Regions from separate parts of the Mus musculus genome. Here region 2 is linked to region 1. A link is a loop called in an ENCODE intact Hi-C map of the cell type or tissue named here. Cell type or tissue: gastrocnemius. All regions are shown on one strand.

What was found. Peaks named below come from ENCODE experiments on the same cell type or tissue, not always from the same donor. Only the 100,000 strongest peaks of a DNase experiment are listed, where the experiment ranks them.
Region 2: it touches region 1 in a loop (2.2-fold over the local background); 2 of 42 quality-filtered maps call a loop at or near these places.

Annotation. Positions count from the first base shown.
Region 1 is chr7:132,538,856-132,546,855 of GRCm38, forward strand. It overlaps Gm35249 (a long non-coding RNA gene), which reads left to right. Exons shown (of 3, transcript XR_378549.3): 1 at 1-515; 2 at 936-1,064; 3 at 2,825-3,019. Among named protein-coding and RNA genes, the nearest start is that of Gm35249, 4.6 kb to the left of the region's middle. In gastrocnemius, no CTCF peak of the experiment used is centred here; DNase peaks (open chromatin) are centred at 3,377 and 7,844.
Region 2 is chr7:132,488,102-132,496,101 of GRCm38, forward strand. No RefSeq gene overlaps it. Among named protein-coding and RNA genes, the nearest start is that of Gm35147, 26 kb to the left of the region's middle. In gastrocnemius, no CTCF peak of the experiment used is centred here; no DNase peak of the experiment used is centred here.

The sequences.
Region 1 (8,000 bases):
AAAGAGGCCAAATAGCATGGCCCAGTGATCTTTAACAAATGGAATCCCCCTGCCTTATCTGGTTATGATGTCAGTGTGATTGTGACAGACTGTGACCATGACGACAGTGTGATCATGATGAGAGTGTGATCCTGATGGCAGTGTGATCATGATGAGAGTGTGACCTTTGGCAGTGTGGTCATGACTACAGTGTAACCATGACTAAAGTGAGATCATGGCAACAGTGTGATCTAGGGTCTTTTCCCTTCTGATCCATGGAGACACTGGGTTTCCAGAATTCATCTCACCCTCCTTGACTCTTGTCTTCTCTTGAAGATAATGTTAACAAAATTATCATATCATTTCCTCCCAAACTACAGCATGCAAGCCTGACAGTGAGGTAAGGATGGAGTTTAGGATTTTCAGAACGCTTGTCATTTCCCAGCAGTTATTGCTTTGGGATTTGGGACATAAGAACTACTTGCTACCAACCAGACTACTTTCTGCAATCAGGGGCACAGAAGTCAAGGTGTATGGTAAGTCTCCATCTTACCATATATTCTCATGTCAGTTTAAGACAAAATCATGTGGAATCTTAAGGACTGGGGTTTCCCTCTCTGCCCTCCACCCTCTACCCCTTAACTCATGTGATATTACAGTCTTGAACTTAAATATAAAACAACTTTTCTAAAATTCTGCTTCAAAGAGCTGGTGAGTGTTTACCCAACCCCTAGGCATAGCTCCTCAGGCAGAGGGGTGGCGTTCCCAACCCCTAGAAGCCAGACTAAAATTTCTCTCATGCATGCAAACTTCCTAGAAAGGCTTTGGAAAGTGGAGGCCCAGGCCTTCTCCATCATGGCACATGCATGGGTTGATGCATCAGTCTTTAGCCACCAACCCCTTTTCTTCCTCAACTATTCTCCTGAATCAAGAAAATGTTCCTTTGCTCCCTGGAGATCCACAGCTTCCTGAGGGCTTGAGGTTGAGATGTGGAGAAGATTGTGGCCACACCCCTTCCCTATTGTATTTTTTCTCCAAGTGATGGGACAGCGCACAAAAGTAGAAGAGAATGGCCTCATGAGATGGTAGGTTCCTGGAAGGGCTAGACCCTGCCTTGTCATCTTTTTATAGACAGTATTGAGATGTCCCCCGTTGGGTAGAACTTCATGCCATGTACATAAGCTGCCACAGAGCCACAGGTCCTTCACATCCTCCCACACAGAAAAAAAACTCTCCTACCAAATGCCCTCTGCTTTCAAAATCGCCTGTAAAACATCTCTCCTAGCCAGACCACTGTCTCTCTTTCATGGCCCATGGCATTCTGGAATTAAGAGAGGGAGGGGATTCTGCATACTATACCCACCCTCATAGACACCATTACCCTGGGAGGCCTTAGACCACCAGGAATACTGCAGCACTGGCTGGTAGAGGAGGTGACTTGAGCCCATGGATAGTCAACCTGTGACAGGCCTTCGCGCTCCACAAGAGGCTTCTTTTCCTCCAGTTTCAATCATGTGTGTGTGTGTGTGTGTGTGTGTGTGTGTGTGTGTTACACACACTTGTGTGGAAATCAGAAAACAACTTGTAAACATCAGTTCTCTCCTATCATGTGAATCCCAAGGTACAAACCCACATTGGCAGGCAGCAGGAGCCTTTACCCACTGGTCGGTCCTTTTCCTCCAGTTTTGAAGATAGCACTGCTCTACTCTAGTTCTAGAACCAGATTGGGGTCACCTTGGATCACTTCAGCAGTTCTCTTGAACTTGTAACCCGTGACAGCCAGGATCTAGGTGTGCACCCTTCTCCCAAAGGCACTGGCCTTCTAAGCCACTTCCAGTGACCACCTGAACCCAGGTTCATCCTGAAGGCATGCTGCCTTTGGCCACACCCCAGAGAGCCAACAGGCCCAGTTTCAGAAGCAGCTAAGAGGGAAAAGACAGCCCAGAGGAATTGTGCTGATGTCATCAGATATCCTCTCGGGCAGAAAAGGCTAATTTTCTCGTCTTCCTATTTTCCTATGTTCGATGTTTTTCAATGAACTTATATTACTTTTGTGATTAGGGGGAAACTATTTACAATCCAGCCTGGCTTTCCTACAGGCTGTGCTTGTGTACTTACAGAGGATCTACTTGGAAGGGTGGGGTAGTGGCAGAGAAAGCCCTGGCCAAGCTGAGGCCCATCATCCTATACCCAAGCAATGAAGCCCCTTCTCTGGGCCTTTCTGGGGTATGAAGCTTCAAAAGGTGCAGTCATCAATCTCTGCCCTACAGAACGCTGACTGTCAGCGTATTCCAGGGCGGGGAGTTGGCAGTAAGCATCCTTTATTCAGGACAATTTGACCAGAACAGTGAGGGGGCAGGGCTAAGCCCACTCAGCATCAAGACTCGGAGGTACTGTATGCACACTTCCCCAGCCTTTTCCAGGATATTGAGAAGCCTTACTTAGCAGACAGACTTTCAGAGGAAGAGGGGTTACTAAGAAGGCCTTACAGAGGCATGGCCTGCCCGTGGGCACCAGGAGAATCCAAGGCTAGGTTCTCTTCCAAGCTATCCAGACCTAAGCCAAAGCTTTAAAGGCCCTGCTCAACCACCTTGCTTTGAAATGTGGGGTGAACAGCAAGTAAGGAGTTTCTGTTTGAGTGACCAAATCGGGTCCCTTAGCTCAGGACAGACTCCAACAGCTGAGAAGCATGGAGTTCCCACCAAGGCTGGTGATCCGGTCCCCTCTGATTAACAGTTAATGTGTTGATTCAAATTGATTTGGTGATTGCAGGGAACAAAACAGAAATCTGTAATCCATATGTGTGCAAAGTTAACCATTTGTTGCCTGTGACTTTTTTTTTTAGCCAGGCAGCAGCCAAAGTGAACCACCACACAAGAAGACTGGGTATCTTGCCCCACCCCTGCCCGAGAGCATAGGCACGGCTGGGGCAGCTTCCTCAATTCCCCAGCCATCCTTCAACTGGCTCCACCCACTCTGAGGATCAGCAGAAGTGTGGGGCTGGAGAGATGGCTCAGTGGTTTAGAGCACTGACTGTTCTTCCAGAGGTCCTGAGTTCAATTCCCAGCAGCCACATGGTGGCTCACAACCGTCTATAATGGAGTCCAATGCACTCTTCTGGTGTGTCTGAAGACAGCTACCGTGTACTCATACAAATAAAAATAAATAGATCTTTTATTTTAAAAAAAACACAAAAACAAAAACAGAAGCATGTCTCAACTCACACCCTGCCTCTGGACACCCCCTTAGCCACTCATACTCTTAAAGCCGGCTACAAGACACTACTTAAAAGTCACCTCTGACCTCTGGCTCCCATGGGCTTGTCACCAGCTCTGCCCCATCTCCCTTCAGGCCCCACTTCTCAGAGTTTCCCTGTGTTTGTCTCTCCGAGGCACTGAGGTACCATCTGTCTTTCCTTGGCTTTCACCCTCTGGCCCCTGGCATGGTTCTAGCACTGTCAGCACCCTATAAATGCCAGTTGAATCCTAAATTGCTCATCAATTTGTGAAATTAACCCACCTCCACCTCTCGTGGCAGTTGTCTATAAATTAATTCACGATGCCTATGTGAGCAGGGACAGACACGGGAAGGAAATCGAGGCAGCCTTCCCCCCTCACCTTCCAGGGAGACCTTCCCCACACTCACTCTCTTCTTTTTCCTTCACATATGTATTTTGGGTGAATGAACTTCTGTGCTTGAATAAATATGCAGTTCTTCCTGTTGGAAGTGCAATAAATCACTGCAAACAAGAGGCACCCCGCACAGTGGAGATGGAATGGCTTTTGCCAGCACTATCAGAAGGAGGCAGTGACATCAATAATGCTGCCTGTCAGAGCAGAGGAAGGAAATCAAAGCCCTTCCTGGGAAGGATCCTATTTAATTGATGTATTCACAGGGGCATAGACTCTGATCGATGCAGCCTGGCAAGGACCAAGGAAAGGCCAAGGTGGGGTGTGGAGACTAGGTAGTGCCCAAACCACCCAGCCGCAAGCAGACAGCAAAACCTCCACTCTGCCCCGGCTTTTCCACCTCTTAGAATGTATAACTATTTTTTTCTTTTCTTTAAGATTTTTAAGATTTATTTTTATGTGTGTGAGCGTTTTGCCTGCATGCATGAAAGTGCACCATATGTATACAGTCCCTGTAGAGGCTAGAAGAGGGTGTGTGATTCCCTGGATCTGGAACTATGAATGGTTATGAGCCACCAGTGGGTTCTAGGGACCAATCTCAGGTCCTCAGGAAGAGCAGCAGGTACTCTTAACTGCTGAACCATCCGTCCTGCTCCATGGTTCTTGTTTTCCATTGCTATATCAAAATAGCTCAGGCTAGACATCTTACAAAGAAAAATGGTTTATGCAGCTCATAGTTTTAGAGGCTGAGGTCAAATATCAGAGGATGTCATCTGTTTAGCCTCTCGTGAGAGCCTCACAGAAGGCAGCCTAGCAATTGCAGGAGCTATGCAGGAGAACCCAGCTGGGCCGATAGGGTCATGGGCCAGACTCACCCATTTTATATTTAGTTCACTAGGGAACAATCATGGCATCACAAGAATCATATCAGCCCCTCCCAGTGATCTAACCACCACCCACTGGGCCCCCCTCAGTGCTACTACCACACTTGGGGCCAAGTTTCCATTCCACAAATCTGAGGCAAAGTATAGCAATACCCAGCTTGGTGCCAGATCAAACCAGCCTCAGGGGTGCTCTCTGCAGGATCTAGTCAACAATGCCCACACCTAGCTACAACGTGAAATCCATAAAGTTGGCTAGATGGAGGACTCTGTTGGAGTTGACCAGCATCAAACACATATCCACGACTACATGCTCTGATTCTATCCCAGGAAAATGAACTAACTGATCAGCAACAGCTCTTGAGTAAAACCGTGAGTCGCTCAATGCAGTGGCTGGGGCTCATGTTTATCCTCTCACAGACCAAATCTGCTTGCTCATCAAAGCTTTGCTCCATGGGCCTGTAGCCCTGCTGTGAATCACAAGTACCCAGGAAATCAGTTCATATATGGTAGCTTAACCCCAGAGGACATGTGAAGGCAGGGTGAGCACCCACAGGTCACTGGCATATTCCACACAGAGACTGAGGATCACTAAACCCGTAGGAGGGCAGAAGAGTGGGTCACTCTGCCAGCTCTTCCTGAACATCAAGAAAATTGGTCCTGATAAGAGCCTCAGCTTTTTTTGGCGGGGGGGGGGGGGGTGTTGAGATAGGGTTTCTCTGTGTAGCTCAAGCTGCCTGTGACTCACTCTGTAGACCAGGCTGGCCTCAAACTCAGAGATCCACCTGCCTCTGCCTCCTGAGTGCTGGGATTAAAGGTGTGCACCACAACCCCCTGACAGAACCTCAGCTTTATAAACAATTTGCAATGCAGTCCTGTACACCCACTGACCACAATGGCCCACTCAGGCCCAAGAATCCACTCCACAGACCATACAGAGCAGATACTAAGTCTAGCAGAGTAGCTGTTGCAGCTCACGTCACAGAGAGCTTTCTTTACATGCACAAAACCCTGGGCGGAATCCCCAGCACCACGTAGCAAGATGTGTCAGCTCACACTCAGATCCCAGACCTCCAGAGGTGGAGGTAGGAGGGTTAGAAGTTCAAGGTCATCTTCAGCTATACGTCAACCTCAAGGTCATCTTAGGATACATGAGACCTTTTATTTTTTTCTTTCTAGATCTGGGCTCCACTCGATCTGGGCATCAGATTTCATTCTAGATGGTTGTGAGCCACCATGTGGTTGCTGGGAATTGAACTCAGGACCTCTGGAAGAGCAATCAGTACTCTTAACAGCTGAACCATCTCACCAGCCGAGACCCTATTTTTTTTAAAGATTTATTTATTGTGTATACAATGTTCTACCTACAATATGTCTGCACACCAGAAAAGGATACCAGATCTCAAAACAGATGGTAATAAGCCACCATGTGGTTGCTAGGAATTGAACTCAGGACCTCTGGAAGAGCTGTCAGTGCTCTTAACCGCTAAGCCATCTCTCCAGCTCCCCATTCCCCACTTTTATTTGTGAAACAAGCATTGATTTGTTTGAGACACTCAGATTTAAGGAACCTTACCATTCAATCATTTTTCTAAATAAAATTAAACCCAGCTGAGGTCCCTGATAACCCTTACCTGGTACCCTAACTCCAGGGCAGATCTGTCTGAAACATCACCATTCTGATTTGGAAATAATCCATGGAGAGCTGGTGGGGAGACGCCATGATTCCAAGACAGGTCTTTGATGCAGGCAGCCAGCCCGGTCCAGCCAGACTCCTTGAGATCCTGAGATAGGAAAGGGACACCTTATCTGCTTTCCCAAACCTCACCCCCAGAGCCTAGTGTGATGATTAATCTCAACTGTCAACTTGATCAGATCTGGAAACAAATCAGTGGCACGCCTCTGGTTAGGTCTACGAGGGTGTTTCCAGGAGGGATTAACCAAGAAAGAAGTCCCTCCCCCAAAGCGGGGTGTACTTTACCTAAGGTGGCACCAACAGGATGAAGACCAAGGGAAAGCAATGGTATCCTGTCTGCTGCTGCCAGCCTTCACGTCAGCTTCTTCAGCCTTCTTACATAGACGGAAGACTAGCCTCTCTCCAGGAATTCCCCTAGCCTTCAACACCAGACTGGGACAGCTGAGGATGGACTAAGTCCCCAGACGTAAGAACACCAGGTAGCCTTTGTAGGCTCAGTCAAAGCCTCACAGGGCCCCAGCTAAGACTTTTCTCCAGCTTGAGCCGGACAGAGAGCATCACCAGACGCCCACCAGCTGGATTGCAAGGGCCATTCTGTGAACAACAATGTACTTTCTCCATTCCAATGGTGAATTACTTAGGGGTAAAATGCTTGTGGAGTCAACCTCTTCCACTCCATACCTGCCCACGTGCATTCTTCTGAGACCATGACGAAGGACAATGGGAACCCACTCACTTTCATCTGGTCTTCAGACAATGTCTCTGGGAATCCACTACATGGGTGGGACCTCTGTGCAGGGCCTGTCTCCTCAAATCACCTGCCTGATTCTAGTCAGCCACCTGGCAGTGAGAGACTTGTTCCTCCCCAAGCTGGTGTGTGGCAGAGGAGGTTGAGGACCAGCTGACCCCCTGCAGAGAGCAATGAGAACAAGGTGATGAGCCCTGCAATGAACTCCAGACATGAGTCTCTGCACGGCTGATGTCCATGATGCCAGCACTGCAGATCCTAAATCTTTGGGAGGAAGTGGCCCAGGACCACTTGCTCAGTAACCTCTCTTCTCCTACCTTCCCCAGTCACCCTTTCTCTGTCCTATCTAGGCCTGAGAAGCATTGCTCAACCCTGGGACCCTACCTCCAGCAACAAGTCACTGGTCATCCCCATTCCTAAGGGGACTTCATTTCCCTGCCCCTTAGAATCCATTTATCAAATAAGCCTACACAAATGCTGCTGAGAATCTGTGCCAGGCAGAGAGCAGAGGGCACAAAGTCCAGTGATCTCTCAAGGGCCCAGCAGGAGCCATGAGGATTCATCCAGCCCATTTTTTAACAAAAATAACAAGTTGATGCTGACTATAGAAATGACTCTTAACTGCCACCATCCCTGCCACGTGGGATCATCTTGTTATAAGCTAGCCTGTAAACAGCAGTTCAGAGTATGTCACTTTCCCAGCGTCTCACAGAGCCCGTCCATCTTCACACTGCCATGCATCTCATCTGCAGTAGATGAGACTCTTCCGCACTTCCCACCCATGGCCAGATACACCCCAGAGAAGGGAGGCCACATGGATGGTAGCCGAAGGTTGTCTATGCTGAGGAGCAACACTGGCACAATTGCTTCTCACTTCACCTTGTGTAGAGACCCACCCACCTGCGAGAGGCAGACCTGTGGCCAAAGGCCCGACCCCATCATGCTGTGAACTTGGCCAAGTCAGTTAACCTCACAGAGCTTGTGCAAGTGCGGAGAATCATAGTGAAGAGATGCTGATGCTTCAAAATGTTTGCCACCCCAGGGCACAGAGAAGGCAGGAAGGCATG
Region 2 (8,000 bases), 51 kb before region 1:
GAGATGTCACATCAGGGGAGTGCATGACTCAGGAATGGGGAGGGAGGGAGGGATGGAGGGAGGGAAGGAGGGAGGGAGAGAGAGAGAGTCAGAGGGAGGAAGGAAGGGAGGGAGGGAGGGAGGGAGGGAGGGAGGGAGGGAGGGAGGGAGGGAGGGAGGGCAGGCTGGAGAATGGCTCATCTATTAAGCCTACTTGCTGCTCTAACAGAGGACTGAAGTTTAGTTCCCAGTATCTGTGGTTCCAAGGGTCCTGCTGTCCTCTTCTGGACTCTGGGTATCTGCACTCACATGCATGTACCCACACAGACATACACATACAGATAATTAAAATGAATATTATTAAGACACAGACAAATAATGAACTAAGACAAAAACATTTTATTATTTCACATACATCCTGGGCAATACTGCAGGTCTGCTCCCCACCCCATCCCCCAAGATTTTGAGAGAAGAGCTGGTCCTCTTAGAGACTCTTGGGGAAGGAACATGCAGAACCAGGCTCAAAGGGGTCTTTGGAGGCTGCCGGGCACAGGCACCTAGACTCGGCACCTAGACTGAGGGTTGACACTAGCCAGGGAAGCATTCTGGCCTCCCTTGAACAGGCAGAGCTGTTGAGAGTCTGGGAGAGCAGTTCCCAGCCTTCCCATTGGAAGTTCAAGGAGGAGGGGGAAGATGAGGGGACAAATGTCAAAGGGGGATTGGGGATTTAAAGGAAAAGTGCTCAATGTAAATCTTTTTCCTCTCCCTGCTGGTCCGTGGTCTCCCTGGGGACAGGATGGCAGCACGCTTACCCCTTCATCCCTCTTCTTGTCCACCTGCATAAACATACGTCAAAAGGCAGTCAAGCACATCACTCTGCATGCACACAGAGTAACACCCTCACATGCTTCCACATGATTCCATGTATACCCAAACATGCACACACATGCACACCGTCACATGTGTACGCTTGCCTCCATCTCAGCACACCACATACCTACCACACATACATCTACACCATGCCATGTGCTCCTGCATCCTCCCTGTGCCTGGTATGCAGAGAGTGGGTGCCCAGTCAGGAGTGACTTCAGTGCTGACACATTAAGTTGGGGGCCAGCATGTCTGAGGAGCCTTCCAGTTAAATCTCACCACCAGCTCCTGCTGGACGTGCAGAGTTCTCAGCCAGGCTTCGCAGGATTAGAGAAGCCTCCTCTTCCATAGCTACATCTGAACGGTCCCAGCTCGGGTGAGGGTTAGTGGCATAGTTGTTGGTATATTTTCCATCAACCTTACACTTTCTTTATTCAAGCATCCAATGGTGTCAAGGGAGCACCTGCTGAGCAAAGCACCTCCTCATATCTGGGGAATCCTCTTGAGAAAAAGGCAAGCTTTGGGGGAAATCCTGCATTCCTGCATACCCCTCAGTCTTTGGGCTGCAGCTTCCGAGATCCACTGAATGGCTTGTGGAGGAAAATGATCTCTGGGGAGGAAATCCTGAGTGGATTTGCTGAACCATGTGCCTAAGGAATAACCAGTAACTTTCATTTAAAGATAAAGGGACAGTCTCCAATGGCATAGTGCAGAGCTGATCAGTCTGCTAACGCAGAAAGGACCACATGGAAGACTGTGTTGGGTAGTGTGTTTTCAAAAGGGCTAGCATCCTCGGTCATCTGGTGGCCTGGCTGTACTCTCTGAGTCCCACCTGTCAGGGCCAGTGTCAATGCTCACCTTCCAGGACACGTCTAATGAGCCAACCAAGGAGCAACACTTCCAACGTGCCTCAGCCTGAAGGCCCAGGCTGGGGCATGAGAAACCCCAACAGGACCTCAGAGGACTTGGAAGCACACAGCGGCAGCCCTCCAAAGCCACCTCTGGGCAAGACCCTGTGTTTGCTTCACAGCAGAGTCCCGCACGCCTGCCATTTCTAATTACAACATTATTCTTTATTTGTTTTCCAAATTATTCTTCCTGTGTCACCTTTTTCCCTGAGCCCTTTTCCTCCCTCCAGTGAAATCTGGCACCCCGAGCAGCACTCAGAACTAAATTAATTATAAAATCATATTAATGTCATCCATACAGCAATGAAATTAATTTATTCCATACATCTGAGAGGAAGTCATCAATTATGAGCCTGGACTGTAGCATTTTGTGTTACAGCATTTACAATTCTTACGAATTTTAATATTTCTCCCAGCAAGAATTGCCATAAATATCACCTGCCGTAAAATCTTGATTTATGAATTAAACCTAACTTCCAGGTGCCACTAATATTTAAATACTGAACATTTAATTCTGATTAAGTACATGCTCAAGGTATTTATCCCTGTATGAAAAATAAGTCTCTCCACCTCTCAGGGATGACCTCGGGCCCGGGATGGGAGTATATGTAATAGAATCTGAGCCGGGAGGTTGCTATGGTTTCACATAAAGGCTTGGTCCCCAGGGTAGTCATGTCAGGAGGTCCTGAGACAGCAGTTCTCAACCTTCTAATACAGAGACCCTGTAATACAAGTTCTTCATGTTGTGGTGACTCCCAACTATAAAATCATTTCATTGCCACCTCATAAGTGAAATTTTGCTGCTATTATGAAACATAATGTATATATCTGATATGCAGAATATTTAATATGTGACCCCAAAGGGGGTCCAGACTCACAGGATGAGAACCACTGTCTTACATCTTTGGGAGCGCTGCCCTCATAAGAAATTGTGACCCCAGTCTCCATCTGCCTCCTGGTTGGTGATGTAGCCACATGCTTCACCACATATTCTCACTGCTACAACCTGCCTTCCTCACAGGATGCCAGACCAACAAGGCCACCTGATCTTATACTTGAAGCTCCAGAGGGTGAGCTAAATAACCCTTTGTTCTGTATAAGCCTCCATTACAGCAACACAATGCTAACAGGATTCTTGTAAATGCTTCCCAGATTCCATTTCTCAGAATATATGCTAAGCCTGATACCAGGGTAACCTAGCTGTGGCCTTCTTCCAAGACCTGACCATGTCCTGGAGCTCAAAGCAGTCCTCTCTAATCATGAATCCAGCATCCAAAGAGGCAGCCTCCTCTCTCACTTCTCAGAGAACGTTAGAGGACACTCAATTCCACATCCACAAGACAAAGGCAGACCCAGAAGCACAATCCTATAATCCAGATGCTGGAGAGACAGAGACAGGAAGGTCCCCGAGGCTCACTGGTCAACCAACCTAGCAAAATCAGCAAGTTCTAGTTCAATGAGAGAGCCTGTCTCCAGAAATAAGATGAAGAGTAAGTGAGAACGAGACTGATGTTGACCTCGGCCTTACATCCACATGAACACATTCATGTACCAAAAAATAAATATGAATGAATCTCACAGATGTAACCATGAGAGAAGTCAGACAGAAAAAAATTCAGGCTGAGTGAGTCCGGTTATTATATATGACACTGATGTCCATAACCAGGCCAAGCTCAGCTGTGCTGTGAGGAGTCGGGATGAGGGTGGGTGGGAAGTTCCCGGAAGGGGACAGGGTGGGGTGGGAGGGCATTTGAGAAGCCTGGAACATTCTGTCTCTAGATCTGGTCTCTTTACAAAGATGTACTCACCTTCTGGGATTCATCAGGCTGAATGCTTGTGACATGTGCTCTATAATTGCAGAGTGCACTTACCCTAAAAAGCAACTGTTGTGTATCTGAAGTTTGAACATAACGGGGCCTCCTGGGCTGTGCTTGTCTGACAACTCTACTCCATTCTCCTGCTAAGGGGCAATCTGCTCAACAACACCTAACAAAGCCAGGCTGATCCCAGCTCCCGGGCGACAGAGACAATATGATCAAAAGGATCATATTGAGGGGAGTGTCAGAGAAGACAGGTTGGCAAATACATTGTATGGCTCTGTAACACAGAAAATCAATAGTTTTAAGGTCCAGAGAAGAGATTCTGTTGCTACCCGATTAGGACCTACGTTCAAGTTACCTGTGGGACACTGATAGCTATGCTTCGCCATCACCTTGGCACATCTGGAAAAAGGGAACTTTAGTTAAGAACTGCCTCCGGCAGATAGGCATGTGGGCTTATCTGTGGGACATTTTCTTGATTTCTATCTGCTGGGCACTTGGGCTTATCTGTGGGGCATTTTCTTGATTTCTATCTGCTGGGCACATGGGCTTGTCTGTGGGGCATTTTCTTGATTGCTAATGTAGAATGTCGGAGGGCCCAGCCCACCTCGGGCAGCACCGTCCCTAGGGAGGCGATGGTGGGCATATGAGAAGGGTAGCTGAATGAGAGCCTGGGGACAAGCTAGTAAGCAGTGCTTGCTCACAGTTCCTGCCTTGGATCCCTGACTGACCTCCCTCAACGATAGGCTGTGACCTGAAAGTATGAGCTGAAACACCCCCAATCCATTCCCAAGTGGGCCCTGTTGGGAGGGGTGTCTGTCTGGAAGCCTTTAGGGACTCGTGGGATCAGGCATAGCATCTCAGCAACTCCCAATGACCTAAGCTCTTACTCTCCAGAACTCAGCCCCTTGGTATGACCATGGGCTGTGACTCACTGCCCCTCATGCCTGACCACCTGGTTTTTCCCTCGATGACCAAAGCCCGCCTCTCCTGTTCTATTCCAGGACCCACAAGCATTATCCAGCATCTACACCCTGTCCTGACAGATGGTGAGTGGGGCTGGATCGAATCAATGAGAGAGCAGATTTCTGAAACCCATTTGCAAGACATATTCCTCATAGACACAATATACTCTGCAGATGTTTTCAACACAGCACAGGCTGTGCTCAGGACTCTCATGGACTATATGTTCTAGTGTACCCTGAAGCATCTGCCTTGACAGGGACAGGCTCCAGGACATCACAGAGAAAGATAGAGCCCTGGCACTGGTGGGAATCTACCTAGACCCCATGAAGAGCCCTAGTCCACTGGGAAATCAACAGACTCCAACACAGTGGCCTCTCCATCCTGTTGCCCCTTCCCTGGGCTCCTTCTCTGTGTAGCCTCGAAGAGTGAAAGAAGTCTCTCACCTTGGTGTCTTCACTATGAGGGATTCACCTCTCCACCCCTCACCACTCTCTGTCCTCTCATATCCAACATTGCCTGCTCCAGAGTCACTGGAAATTCCCATAAGGCATAAGAGTGTCTGCCATGCTGTCCTTTGAACCTTCTATGGCTCCCACTTCTTAGAAAACCAAGCCTACCATCTTCAGTCATAGAGCCTGGCCCCATTACTCCCTGGGTGCACACACACACACACACACACACACACACACACACCCTCCTGGGTCTCAGCTCTAGTATGTTTGTTCTGATGGGGTTCCCTTCTTTCTTTCCTTTTCTCTCCTGTAATGCATCTGAAGTGTCCTCCTCCTGGCCACAACTCTAGATTCATTCCTTATCTCCCAGGAGACTGAAGGCCCACTTTGAATTCCAGCTCTCTTCCTTTTATCTTTCCTCCTCCCCTTGTAAATTCCCAAGGGAAGAAGGGGCCACCAGTCTCCCTCTTCAAGGCCCCAGAGTCAGTTAAGGCGTGTACCAACTGCTTCAACAGAACAACTCAGAATCTCAAGACCCCTGCCTGCATAGTGACCACCGAGGTCTCATGCCATGTACAGTGTCCATGTTTCTCCCAAGTAGCCTTCCCCAGAGTCATTCTGACACCCAGTCCCTCCCAATGAGCCTTGAAGTGCTCTAACTGCATTTAGTTAGCAAGAACTTACCACTTATCTCACACTGGGGAAGTGAGACTATAACCATGTGGTGGGCACTGCTGCCTGTTGATAACAGGGAAAAACAGATCTTCTCCAGATACATGTGTGTACAAATGAGGCCCAGGAAGTGTGCATGGAATGTACACACAAAGAGGCTAGAAAGAGGCTTAAGGCAGGCAGCAGGGAAGCTCTAACGATTATGTGCTAATATGTGCTGGGTACAGAGAGACAAGGACTTTAGAGCCACATAGTCGGGTAGCGATCCCTGACCTGAGCATAGACAGTTCCAAGCCTGGGCAGTTCATGATTAGCCCAAAACCTTGTCTGATATTTTCATGAAATGAATTAACACCCACTCTAAGACCTAATACAGAGAGTTATTCAAGAACAAGGAAATACTGGTATTTACCTTATATGATGCTATCATAGGAAACCAGAACCTCAAATCCCTTGGGCCTCTTGCCCAGTTATAAGTGGCCAAGCCAGAACCTATCCCAAAGCTGCACTCTCACCAGGACTGCATACAGCTCCTCGGGTCTTTCCAAAGGTATTCCTCCAACCTCTCAGCTCGAACCCCAGTAAAATACAAAGAACCTAGAGTCCCTCCTGGACTCTGGTCTCCCTCTGACCTCTCACCTACAAAACCATACGTTATCAGCCAAACACAGAGGCCTCCATCCACATCGCAGGCTTCCTGTTTACAGCCCTGCCTCCCTGACTGGTCCCCCTCCACTTTCCATCACTGAACCTGTACAAGCTGTATTCACCACTGATCATCCTCCACATGCTCTGTCTCCTCAGAGTCAAGACTGCAGACCAATTCCCATCTCTCCTTTCAAGTCCTCCCTCTATGGGCTCACACAGCAGATGAGTCCCACCCCCACCCCCACTAGACTCACCGTAGCAAAAGAAAGCAAATCGGAGTCCAGGCTACCGACAGCCAGACACACACCTGGCCCTGGAGGCTCCTACCTGTCTCCAAGAATAACAAGCATGATTGCTCAGCTGATAGGGTACCGACATTCAGAGCTGACCCAGGAGAAAGCCTGGCAGAGAGGATCTGGGGCAGTCAGGTACCACCCTTCCAACCGACAGCCGCCTCGTGCAGATCCTAAGAGATGTTCATGCCCTTCCTCTGTACCAGGCTTGTTACTACTTCTCAGTCTAAGGATGAGGGAACGTGTGAAAATATAAAAGGCATGCCTTCCTTCTTGGAGAGGAGCTGGGTTCTTTGGAACATTCTCATGTCACCAGCACGAGACAGCTGATCATATTGATGTATTGATTTGTGCGCAGTTCCTAGCACCCCATATATGGGCAGAGGGGTTTGTGAAGAAAGCCCTCACCCATGCCTTGCTTCCTGGGTTATATCTGCGTGGTATTTGGTCATCAACCAGGGAGGCATGAACCTAAACAGAAACTGTGAGCCACAGGCAGGAACCGTGGGCAGGAGGCCAGGAGGCCAGGAAGCCAGGAGGCCAGGCTGGACCCAAAGCCTACTGCCTAGCACCACCCTCCTGGACCTGCAGCTCCTTAAAGTTTGATACATTGTCAACTTCCATTCATACAGAGGAGCCCAGCGGGACTGAGGCAAGTTAAATCACCGAGTCCCTGATGCAGAACATCAGGGGGAAAATAACTCTCATTACTCTTCGTTATTTCCACACTGGAGGCAGACAATGCTCAGCCAAGGGAGAGGGGCCTCCACAACCCACCCCACCCACCTGGCTGGGGTCTTCCGGCCCTGGCCTCTCTCCCTCCATCTTCCTGGATCCAGCCAGGACATTTGTCATCTTCAAGTTCTCAAATGCAAATCTCAGCAGCCTGACCCTGACAGAAACCCCAGCTGTAGCCCTGTTCTAGACATGTTGGGTCGTTTCCAGGCTCCTTAGGCCCAGGCAGATGCTCTAGCCACAGTGACCCCCAGAATACCAGAATGCCAGAATCAGCTCCCTTGGGCCCTAAGCCTTCAGCACCAGGAAAAGGACAAAATCATGATGGCCATGGGGAGAAGAGGGAACAAAATTCACTCCTTCAGGGACAAGACCCAGAGTGCAACCTGATCTTTAGCGTCTCTCTCCTGTGTCTAGGACCTGGTATGTCTGTACCATCATCCTGCAGACACCCCCACTGCAGACACCCCCACCCCAACCCCTCACCATGGTTCTTCCTATTAGCCTTTCACGTTACATCCCTGCCTAAGTGTCACCTCCTCCAGGCAGCCTTCCCTGACCATTCTAGTCAGGGAAAGATGCTCTCCATCTCAAGGAACCTAGTGTGATCCCTGCTTTCAAATTTTTCTTTAAGGGAGGAGCGTATCTGTCCCCCCT